Regions from separate parts of the Homo sapiens genome. Here regions 1, 3 and 4 are each linked to region 2. A link is a contact called in ENCODE Hi-C or POLR2A ChIA-PET data. All regions are on one chromosome and are shown on one strand. Each heading gives the region's core, a stretch centred on a gene start or an enhancer-like site at or near the end of the contact. The rest is flanking DNA. Distances are from core to core; before and after follow the strand shown.

Region 1 (2,700 bases), core at 37-2,536, 100 kb after region 2:
CATGCACCACCACACCTGGCTAATTTTGTATTTTTAGTAGAGACAGGGTTTCTCCATGATCAGGCTGGTCTTGAACTCCCGTCCTCACATGATCTGCTCGCCTCGGCCTCCCAGAGTGCTTGGGATTACAGGCGTGAGCCACCACACCCGCCTGTAATTTATTTACTTATCTTTTTTATCAGAGACAGGTTTTCACCATGTTGCCCAGGCTGATCTCAAATACCTGACCTCAAGTGATCTGCCCGCCTCAGCCTCCCAAAGTGCTGGGATTACAGGCATGAGCTACCACGCCCAGCAAGACTCTGACTTTCTAACTCACTCCCAGTGATAGCTAGTATACTGCTGCTCCCCAGACCCCACTTTGAGTAGCCAAAGATTAGGATATTGTCCTAAATTCAAGGCATCTACTACAATATAATATTGAAGTAGAAAGAGAAAATACACCAAAAACATGGGGGGCCAGATACAGTGGCTCACACCAGTAATCTCAGCACTTTGAGAGGCTGAGGTGGGAGGACTGCTTGAGGCCAAGAGTCCGAGATTGCTGTAAGCCATGATTGCACCACTGTACTCCAGCCCAGGGGACAGAGCAAGACCCTGTCTTGAAAGATAAATAAATAAATAAAAAGAAACAAAAAAGAAAAAAAATTTTTTTTTTACAAATTTATTATTATAGTTTGCTCATTTATTTGCAAGGAACAAGCATTTCTCACTCAACCAGCTGAAATAAAAAGAGCTTATTTAAAAAAGGCATAGGGGACGGCTGGGAGCGGTGGCTCAAGCCTGTAATCCCAGCACTTTGGGAGGCCAAGGTGGGCGGATCACTTAAGGTCAGGAGTTTGAGACCAGCCTGGCCAACGTGGTGAAACCCTGTCTCTACTAAAAATACAAAAAATTAGCCAGGCCTGGTGGTGGGTACCTGTAATCTCAGCTACTCGGGAGGATGAGGCAGGAGAATTGCCTGAAATGGGGAGGTGGAGGTTGCAGTGAGCCAAGTTCGTGCCACTGCAGCCTGGGTGACAAAGTGAGACTTCATCTCAAAAAAAGAAAGAAAGAAAGGTAAAAAAAGAAATAAAGTGAAGATAATCCTGACCCTAGCCCCACCCTCATCTTCACTGCAGGAGATGAAGAGGAAGGAAAACCACAGAAACTGAAAGGTTTGCATTCCCCAACCTGCCCTGCCTGCCTTAATTTTACTGAGTTTCTTTCTTTTTTTTTTTCAGACGGAGTTTTTTTGCTCTTGTCTGCCAGGCTGGAGTGCAACAGTGCGATCTCAGCTCACTGCAATTTCCGCCTCCCAGGTTCAAGCGATTCCCCTGCCTCAGCCTCCTGGGTATCTGGGATTACAAGTGCCTGCCACCACTCCCGGCTAATGTTTGTATTTTTAGTGGAGAAGGGGCTTCACCACGTTGGCCAGGCTGGTCTCGAACTCCTGACCTCAAGTGATCTGCCCACCTCAGCCTCCCAAAGTGGTGGAATTACAGGTGTGAGCCACCACACCCAGCCTCCACTGAGTTTCTTAAGCCTTCCATTGTAACCACAAATTGTTATCCAGTGTTCCCAGTGTGTCACTTCATTTAGTACAATTTCTCATTTCTCAGGCTAACTACTAACTGAATTCACTCACCTCTCTCTCTCTTTTTTTTTTTTTTCTTTTTTCTCTCTTGTAGTGCTTCTCTGTGTCTGGAACTGTTAAATAAACTCGTCATAGAACTTACAGTCAAGGATTTGTATAGAAGTGCAGGCAATAAATAATACATCGGTTAAAGTTTATTAGATGGTGGCCGTGCGCAGTGGCTCATGCCTGTAATCCCAGCACTTTGGAAGGACGAGGTGGGTGGATCACCTGAGGTCAGGAGTTCAAGACCAGCCTGGCCAACATGATGAAACCGCGTCTCTACTAAAAATACAAAATTAGCTGGGCATGGTAGTGCATGCCTCTAATCCCAGCTACTTGGGAGGCTGAGGCAGAAGAATCGGTTGGACCTGGCAGGCACAGGTTGCAGTGAGCCGAGATTGTGACATTGCACCCCAGCCGGGCAACAGAGCAAGACTCTGTCTCAAAACACACACACACACACACACACACACACACACACACACACACACACACACACACACACACATATTAGATGGTGGTAAATGTTATATTGACCAAAACATGGCAGGGGAAGGGAACAGAAATTGCTGAGGATGTGGAAGCTGGGGCGGGGGGTGGGGGCAGGTGGGGAGAGTTGAATTTAAAAGGAGCTCAGAGAAAGCCTCCCTGAGAAAGTGACATTTTGAGCAAAACCTTGAAGGGGTGAGGGACCGTGTCATGCATGCAGATAGATATATCTGCGAAATGTGTTTCCTGCAACGACAGTGCACGTCTTGAGGTAAGAGCATCTTGGCATATTCAAGGAACAGCTAAGAGCTGGCGTAACTAGAGCAGAGGGAGAGGGAGAGTGGGAGGTGAGATCAGAGAAGAAGACAGGTCAGAGCACTCAGGGCCTTGTAGGCTACTGTGAACACCAGCTTTCACTCTGAACGAGATGGGAAGCCACTCCAGCGCCAAGAGTGACTTGACCTGGCTTAGCTTTTAATAGGAAAACTCTGGCTGCTAGTTGAGAAAGAGGATAGGGGTAGGAGTGCCAAAGCTGGCCAAGCAACTGGGAGGCTTGGGAAACAACCCGCGCCAGACAGAGATGATGGATTAAA
Region 2 (2,700 bases), core at 166-2,665:
AGTTCTAATCAGTAGTTCACCTCTATTCCTCTGGTCACCTGCTCCATCCTGAGTCACCCCTGGTCACCTGCTCTGACCTGAATCATCCTGAGTCACCTGTTCTGTAACCACCCTTCCTGCCAAATTATTCACCCCGCCACTTGAGCTCGTACGCCTGCTCTTTAAAATAGCCAGTCGGAATTAGCTTAGACTGTGCGGTCCAACCCTAGCCAGTAGGGGAAAGACACAGCAGTAGAGGCTACCTGCATCAGGAATAAGAACCCCTTCCCCTCCCCTGTTCAGGTGTGCCGTTGCCATTGCTTCATCCGCGAGTCGCACCCTTCTATAGAGGTAAAATTGCCTTGCTGAGAAAATTCTTTGAGCGCTAGTTCTTCTTTTTGGCACCAAAGAACCAGCATTTGTTTCTAAGAGAGCCTTATTGTCAAAGGAAATTAAGAAAAAGCATTACACTTATTCATACATGTGCATATATGTACATATACATATTGCAGAAAAGTATGATAGGGTGAGCAAAAAAAAAAAAAAAACCCTCAAGCAAAACAATGGGGTAATTCGGTGGGAAAAGTGAAATGAAAATCAAATTCAAAGAGGAAAAGAAATGAGTAAAATTTCCCATTGTTGAAGAGTTTTATTTTAAATGAAGATGGTGGATGTTAAATCACTACCCTATTTATATTCCATTGCATAAATCTCAGAGTGACTTAATATTTTCATTTATAAATATCAATATTTTCAACAAGCCAGACATTACAAACTTGGCAACTACTTAAACTTAGGATGAAACAAAAATTAGATAACAATTTCATTCTTTTAAGAGCTACAAAGAGGTCTAAAAAAAGGTTTGACCTCTGAAAAATTAACCTTAAACCATCTAAGTGTCCTTCCTAAAACTCAAGTCAAGCCCAGGTAGCTTCAGTGGCAAGCAACGAGACCACTAGTTAAAAGACCCTCTTCTTTTCCTACCCAACTTCAACATTCCCCCGTGCCGCTTACTCCCGCACCCAGCAGCCGCCCACTTCTGGTCCTCAGCAGTCCCCTGACCCCTCCTCTCCCGCTCCCCCACTTCCCTCCCCATTCCCGTACTTCCGCCCGTCCAAGTCCTCGGGCGCATGCGCGTTTCGCCTCCCTCCCCGCCGCCGCTGCTGTGTCATGGCGGAGCGGAAGTCCCAGCCACAACGGGAAAAGGCATACTTTAGGTGGGAGGCGCTTCTCACAGCTTTCTCCCCTTCCTCCCATAACCTTTTTGATCTCCCACCGTAGAGGGGCCTCCTACCCTGCACTCTTCCGAACACCTCGTAGTCCACGGATTTGAGTGACTGGGCGGTAGACATGGCGGCGGCGAGCCCTCTGTTGAGGAGCCGGAGAGGGGCTCGGGGCGCAGCGACTGCGGCGGCTGCGAGAGGGAGGGGACACATGGGACTGCTTGGCGCACCCCGCGCCTGTCACCGGTCCCGGACGCTAGCGCGCCGGGGTCACGCGTCGGAAGCGGCAAATGAGACTGCGGGGCCTGGGAGCGAGGGCAGCCGGGGACGCCAGGAGGGAAGAGGCCGCTGGGCCCCAGGCATCCTAGGCCTCTCTTCCCGGACTGGGGAGGATGCTGTCTCCACAGCGCTCCCTACCATTTAATTGATCAAGGTACTCTGTTCTCAAAGTTAGTAAATAAAAGCCGGATGCTGTGCCCAAAAAAAGAGTGGCTTCCCCCAGCTTTATTAAAGTGTAATTGACAAATAAAAGTTGGGTATATTTGTGGTGTACAAGGTGATGTTTTGACATATGTATGCATTGTGAAATGATTACATCAATGAAATTAACGTATCCATTGCACCATTTTTTAATGAAGAGAACATTTAAGATCTACTCTCATCAATTTTTAAGGACACAATACATTTATCGCAGTCACCATGTTAGACAACAGATCTTCAGAACTTATTATTCACACTAACTGAAACTTTGTACCCTTTGACCAATATCTCCCCATTTCCAACCCCTTTCATCCCCCATCCCAGGTCCCCCACCCCACTCCATCCCAGCAAGATTGGCTTTTGAAATCAAGGGCCTGCGTGTTTAGTGTTTTGAGAGTTAGTAAATTATTTATGAAATGTTTAGGTGACTACCAAGCCAGCTTTTAAGATAAGGTCTGCAACATCTTGAGCTCTTCTGTACAGTCAGGAAGGAATTGAGCCTGAACTCGTATTCTAAACGGATTGTGATATTTTCTGGGATAAGAAACTTTTTAAAAATATGAAGTCTTTTATGCTAGTGGAAACAGACAAAAGAAAAACACTGTAGTCATCTTGTCTGCTGTTCATACAGTTTTTTTGGTGTGGGTTTGTTGCTGTTGTTTTGAGACGGAGTTTCGCTCTTGTCTCCCAGACTGGAGTGCAGTAGTGCAATCTCAGCTCACAGCAGCCTCCACCTCCCAGGTTCAAGAAATTGTCCTGCCTCAGCCTTCCAAGTAGCTGGGATTACAGGCATGCGCCACCTCACCCAGCTAATTTTTGTATTTTTAGTGGAGACGGGGTTTCACCATGTTGTCCAGGCTAGTCTCAAACTCCTGACCTCAGGTGATCCACCTGCCTCGGCCTCCCAAAGTGCTGGGATTACAGGTGTGAGCCACCACACCCGACCTTTTTTTTTTTTTTTTTTTTTGATTGTCTTGATTATTCTCAGCAACATCCCAATTGCCTAGAAGGTTAAGGC
Region 3 (2,700 bases), core at 15-2,514, 110 kb before region 2:
GGTAAAGGATTGTGGAGACCAACTTTTATTGTGCAGAGGAAGCTCTCAGATAGCAGACTTCAGAGAGAGCGGGGGTTGTAAATTGTTTCTTTTGGGACTTAAAAGGGTGCCTACCTCTTAGTTGATTAACTCCTGTATCTGGAAAGAAAGGAAGGAAAACAAAAGGGGAAGGGGATTCTCTATAGAATGTGGATTTTTCCCACAAGAAACTTTGCAGGGCAATTTCAAGGTATAACAAGGAAATATATTTTGGGGTTAAATATTTTTTCCTTGTCTCATAATGTTATGCCAGAGTCAGACTGAAAAGTAAGTCACAATATATAGGGTCAAATAAAACCCATCTCATGAGAATTTATGGTTTGTAGGACATGACTCCCTAGACCCCTAAGGTAGGAATTTGGATAAGATAAAAAATCAGAGCTTAGACCTCAATAATAACAAAGCTATTTAGTGGACAGAACATGACAAATGCCAGACTAATATTTTTGATGGAAACAACACTATATGATGTTAGTCATCTAGAAAACAGCTTCTTAGTACAAATGAAACTAAATTAGGTTCTTAAAAAACTGTTTGGGGGACTCTTAACAGTATTTACAACTAGTTCTAAGAAACTATGAGCTTTAAACAGAACAGAAAAACTAGTCTTTGGTGCTGTTATAAAATATGGAGGCAATGGATAAACACTACATGAAAGAAAACAAAATAAAATGTTTTTGTTTTTCTCTTTCACAGAAAAAAGAGGATGGAATTAGCAAATGAAAACTATTCAAACTACTCTCCTAAAAGTACTATCTTGAATGTTTACTCTGTCTGTTAAGGATATCAAACAAGGCTCTCCAAATAATATACATTCTGCAAAAGTTAGTATAAGACAGAATAAGAAAGTGATATAATTAAATAATAATTTCATATCAAATTATTCCTCCCAGTAATCTCCCAAATGGCTTCGTGAACTCTGCAATCAGTATATTACATAACATACTACATTTCTTAAAAAATAATAAAAGAATAACAACATAGATTGGGCCATAAAATATGTGAAAGGGTGCTGTTAAATTTTGTAATTATGTTATGAAACTTCATCTCCCTGTTCCACAGTCTTTGGGTATCTAATGTCACTGCTACATGATGCCATGTCCCACAGAAGCGGGAGCTGCCACAATGGAGAAATAATGTTAGTAAAGTTAGGAAAATAAGTCTCTTGCCTGGAACTCTAACCCAGTTGGGCCATTTTGTAATGGCCTACCTGGCTCGGTGCCCTTGCTTCTGTTTGCCTCTGAGCTGAATCTATTACATTAACCCTGACTTATAACTATGCATCTCACTCTGGGGCCAACTTCAGCCCTCAGTAGGGGAGATAACATAAGAAATCTTTTGTCAAGAAATGCTGCCTCTACTTTGAATTATTTTATCTCTGATTTTGCTCTGATTTTATTCCAGTCCACTGTTACTGGAAAGTTTCCTTGCCCTGTATCCCAGTTTCTACTGGCTGGGTTCCTTACTGTGAAGTCTCAGTCCCCTGGTTATGGGCCCCTTATACTTTATGGGAGACTCCCATAATATCCAATACCCAGTGCCTGTTGGAATGGACTTTTTCTTTCTCTCCCTCCCTCCCTTCCTTCCTTTTTTTTCTTTTCTCTCCTCTTTTTTTGTTATGATTATCTCAGTATTTGGGTCACTTCCTAAACAATTTAGAACTTGGCCTCAGGGCTATATTCCACCACTTCCATTAACACCAACTGATGAATTATGAATTCATCAATTCATGGGAGGTGGTTTCAAATTCATAGAAGGTGGTTTGGCATACTGGTTAAGAGTATGGTTTCTGAAGTCAAGTTCCCTGAATCTGAAAGCTAGCACAGATCGTATGACCTTAAGTAAGTTTCTTAACTACTGTATACCTTGATTTCTTCATCTCCAAAATGGGAATAAAGACACTACCTGCCTTACACATGAATAACAGATGATACATAATACTGTATCTAATAAATAATGAGCACTTAATAAATGTTAGCTGTTGCTGTTGTTATGGTTCCAATATATCCACTTACAGAATTACAGACTGCACTACTATCTTTAGACCTTTGCTCAATGATAAAGATCTGCCTGATCTTATATATCTACTAATTTCTGATCCACTTCCATACTTAAATGTAAATTCCTCCTTCCTAATGCAGTGTGTAGTAAATGTGTCCCAAAGAAAGTAATAAGGGATTGAAATTCATTACCTGCAAATACAGCTACATTCCTTCCATTTCCTTTCAAAGAGAAAAGGGCTATTATTCAGCCAGCCTGAACCTGTTCATACTTCTCTTTATCTATGAGACACTACTTTTATAGCTACTCTGTCATCATGGCTTATCTTGAAGAGCAGCTGGGGTTTAGCTTTCTGAGAAGATGATTTGAAAGTTATGTAAAATCAGGCCAAAATATTGTTAGCTTTGAGTACTGGTCTTGTCCATTCCTGCAAGACTTCAAATGATGTAGCATTGATTTACATGATTCAGTTCCTATTCTATGCAATGTAGGTACCACTATTCATATCTGTAACAATACTTTGGATTGATAAAGCCTTAAAATATCACAACTTACTTTGGATTAATAAAGCCTTAAAGTATTACCACTCTGATAATTTAAGGCTTTATCACAAAGAGTATTATATGTGTGATACCTTCAAAAGCAGGAGAGCCAGAATTA
Region 4 (2,700 bases), core at 171-2,670, 93 kb before region 2:
GGTGTGAGCCACTGCGCCGGCCTTGATTTAAATTTTATTTATTGATTGCAAAGTAAGTTTTTTTCCATCCTTGCTTCTGCTTTATTCCTCAACTTCAAAGCTCAACATGGCAGGAATAGAGTGAAGATGGCCAGAAATGGTGGGATGCAATCAGGAAAAGGAACCCCTTTTTTAACAGTCTCTATACTGAATTGTAAATGCTTTCATTTTTTGTCTCAAACTGAACTGTCAGTTTCTGAAGAGATAGGACGGTGCCAACACCTGTTACAACTGAGAAGCGTAATAAATGTTTGCGAAATGAAGGAATGAACCATTCCAGGTCATTTTCTCACTCAGCTTATTCTAGTCTGGTCCAAAGAAAATGAGTCCAAACAATGTCTTAATATTGTTATTTTAAGACATACCTTATAAGAAGTGTACTTGTTGACTGATCAGAGAGTCACACTTGATTATTAAGTGTCAAAATTCTTGGAGACTTACCTGGAGGAGGCTCTCTGAATAAGAAACAATTCTAGGATGGACAGGGTATTCAAATTTTCCAGAGAAAATAAAACATGAACTTTTATCCCCCTTCCATTACAATTATTAACTATAAAATAATAAGTACAACAACCAAGAGTCAGAAAGCAATATGGAATTAAGATAAGCAGTACATTAAACAGCAATATTAAAAATGCATTATTTAAATATATTTTTTTAAATCCAATAGGTCACAAAAATGAAAAGTTTCTCTACTTCCCCCCAATGTCATATTTTAAGAAAACAGATTTTTTTCAGTTTCTGGGTGGTACTAACTGAGAAGCCAGCAAACATTCCTAGCTTCATTCTTAAGAACTGATGAAATACATCTGTAAAAATAAACAGTTTTAAAAGTGGAGCTTGCCAAAAAAAAAAAGTAAAAGCAAAGAATTGTTTTTGTCATTTCCTCAATACTTTAATAAAGGAGAAATCAAAGTAAAATCCAATAAACTTTCTATTACAAATTGCCTCAATGAACATATATGCACACACACACACAATCACACAATTGGGTATGAGGACACAATGCAACAAATGCCTACTCCCATAAAATTTGATTTATGACATAGAATATTATGTAATACTGTATGCATATGACAATTTTTCCTCTTACTTTTCTCTATAACTGAGACCTATACTTAGCCCTGAAAAAAAAAAGTCTCCCTTTTTTTTCAAAATCTAAACTAATTCTTATCAGCAGGCTGTCTAATGACTTAAGTGAATCACTAAGCCACTCTTTCAATTTGGGCTTCTGCAGCAAAGAGGCCTTTGGAGCTAAGAAAATAATTTTTGTTGTATCCTGCTCTTCTGGACAAAAGCTAATTTCCTGCCCAACCCTGGGAGTCACATGATTCCAAGCTAATGGAAAGTCATGTAGAGATCAAGCTCTAACAATTAAAAAGAAACATCCCACCCCCTGCACCCCCGGCTCCCACACCCACACAACAAACCTCCATTTACTATGCTAAGGATTTAAAAAAGAAAAAAGAAAAACATAGATGGAAGTTTCCCACAGAAAGTAAAAATTAGAAATGTAAGACTAAGGGTAGTATGTTATTCACATCAGGATCAAACTGAGAAATCAGAGAGACAGAGGGAAGAAGAGGGGAGGGAAAGAGGAAGAACCACTTTAGGGATATAGGGGGGAAATAAAAAGTTTTTTTTTTTTTAGTGTGAACTGAATTACAGAAGACAAAAACTTGGTGACACACATACAAAAAAATTAGAGGGTGAGTGTGACTGAAGACTCTGACTGGATCTTGAGGGTCAGATGAACAGCAAGCTTGACATCAAGGAACAGCAAATCACATGCAGACCATAACCCAGAGAATACATTTCATGGATCTGTGGGAGGTCCTGGAACACTCTGTGTTATAACAGGCTTAGGATTGCAGAAATTGCACAGGATGAGAAGTTGTTTGACCTTCTCTCTCTAATCTACATTTTGGCCGCTCTTCTAAGTATGCGTTCAAAATTGCCCAATATTGAATGCACACACAGAACTTGAAAGCTGAGTTTCAAAGAACAAACTAGAACAATACCATTGCAGAAGACCGACTCAAAAAATGTTCTGGAAAAAATCCAAACTGATAAGAATCATGGTTCATGGCTTTTGTTTCATGTCCTATTCACTCAATTTTGGAGTGCTACAGTATAATTCACATCTTTATTACTGCAGAGTTGCACTAAATATTGAATCCAAGTTAGTAAAAATGCTAGCTACCATTATCTTTAATTTGGCTTACTGACAATAACATATGCAAGAGGCCTGTGATGTTACATTTTATGTGTCAACTTGGCTAGACTATGGTGCTTAATTGTTTGGTCAAATTTTAGTCTAGAAGTTGCTGTAAAAGTATTTTGTAGATATGATTAACATTTACAATCAGTTGAATTTAAGTAAAGCAAATTACCCTCCATAATGTGGGTGGGTGTCACCCAACCAATTGAAGAACTTAAAGAACAAAGACTGAGGCTTCTGAGAGAGGAAATTCTGCCTCCAGACTACAACATAGAAGTTCTAACCATTTCCAGGCTTCAGAATCAAGACTACAATATCAACTCTTACTTGAATTTCTAGCCTGCCAGCCTTCCCTACAAATTCCAACTTGCCCACCATCATAATTGCATGAGCCATTTCCTCACATTCTCTTTATACACACACACACACACACACACACA

The links. Hi-C counts contacts between places; a loop is a spot of excess contacts on that map. ChIA-PET counts read pairs that join two places held with the same protein, here RNA polymerase II (POLR2A). Pooled maps may share reads with other maps.
Region 1: a pooled map shows a loop between it and region 2 (2.8-fold over the local background). The contact joins the enhancer-like site here to the promoter of ACYP2 in region 2. A Hi-C loop is called at or near these places in 2 of 50 pooled maps. POLR2A ChIA-PET finds 5 or more read pairs at or near these places in 3 of 52 experiments (B cell, OCI-LY7 and activated naive CD8-positive, alpha-beta T cell).
Region 3: POLR2A ChIA-PET joins it to region 2 with 20 read pairs in activated naive CD4-positive, alpha-beta T cell. The contact joins the enhancer-like site here to the promoter of ACYP2 in region 2. POLR2A ChIA-PET finds 5 or more read pairs at or near these places in 4 of 52 experiments (AG04449, HepG2, activated T-cell and 1 more).
Region 4: POLR2A ChIA-PET joins it to region 2 with 17 read pairs in H1. The contact joins the enhancer-like site here to the promoter of ACYP2 in region 2. A Hi-C loop is called at or near these places in 3 of 168 maps with a recorded cell type or tissue (G401, endothelial cell of hepatic sinusoid and head of caudate nucleus) and 3 of 50 pooled maps. POLR2A ChIA-PET finds 5 or more read pairs at or near these places in 5 of 52 experiments (AG04449, Caco-2, H1 and 2 more).

The regions. Positions count from the first base shown.
Region 1 is chr2:54,012,682-54,015,381 of GRCh38, reverse strand. It overlaps a transcript of ACYP2 not described here. Among named protein-coding and RNA genes, the nearest start is that of PSME4, 43 kb to the right of the region's middle. Within about 2 kb of position 1,286, at least 5 of the 41 ENCODE cell types and tissues checked have a DNase peak (open chromatin) inside an H3K27ac peak, as active enhancers do; they include B cell, where a contact is called at or near this core.
Region 2 is chr2:54,114,330-54,117,029 of GRCh38, reverse strand. ACYP2 (acylphosphatase 2) reads right to left here and starts at 1,415. Exons shown (of 4, transcript NM_138448.4): 1 at 1,274-1,415. The coding sequence starts at 1,331. RefSeq lists silencers at 967-1,026, 1,517-1,586.
Region 3 is chr2:54,227,646-54,230,345 of GRCh38, reverse strand. The region is part of intron 3 of ACYP2 (acylphosphatase 2); the gene reads right to left. Among named protein-coding and RNA genes, the nearest start is that of TSPYL6, 27 kb to the left of the region's middle. Within about 2 kb of position 1,264, at least 5 of the 41 ENCODE cell types and tissues checked have a DNase peak (open chromatin) inside an H3K27ac peak, as active enhancers do.
Region 4 is chr2:54,207,182-54,209,881 of GRCh38, reverse strand. All of the region lies in intron 3 of ACYP2 (acylphosphatase 2), which reads right to left. Among named protein-coding and RNA genes, the nearest start is that of TSPYL6, 48 kb to the left of the region's middle. Within about 2 kb of position 1,420, at least 2 of the 41 ENCODE cell types and tissues checked have a DNase peak (open chromatin) inside an H3K27ac peak, as active enhancers do.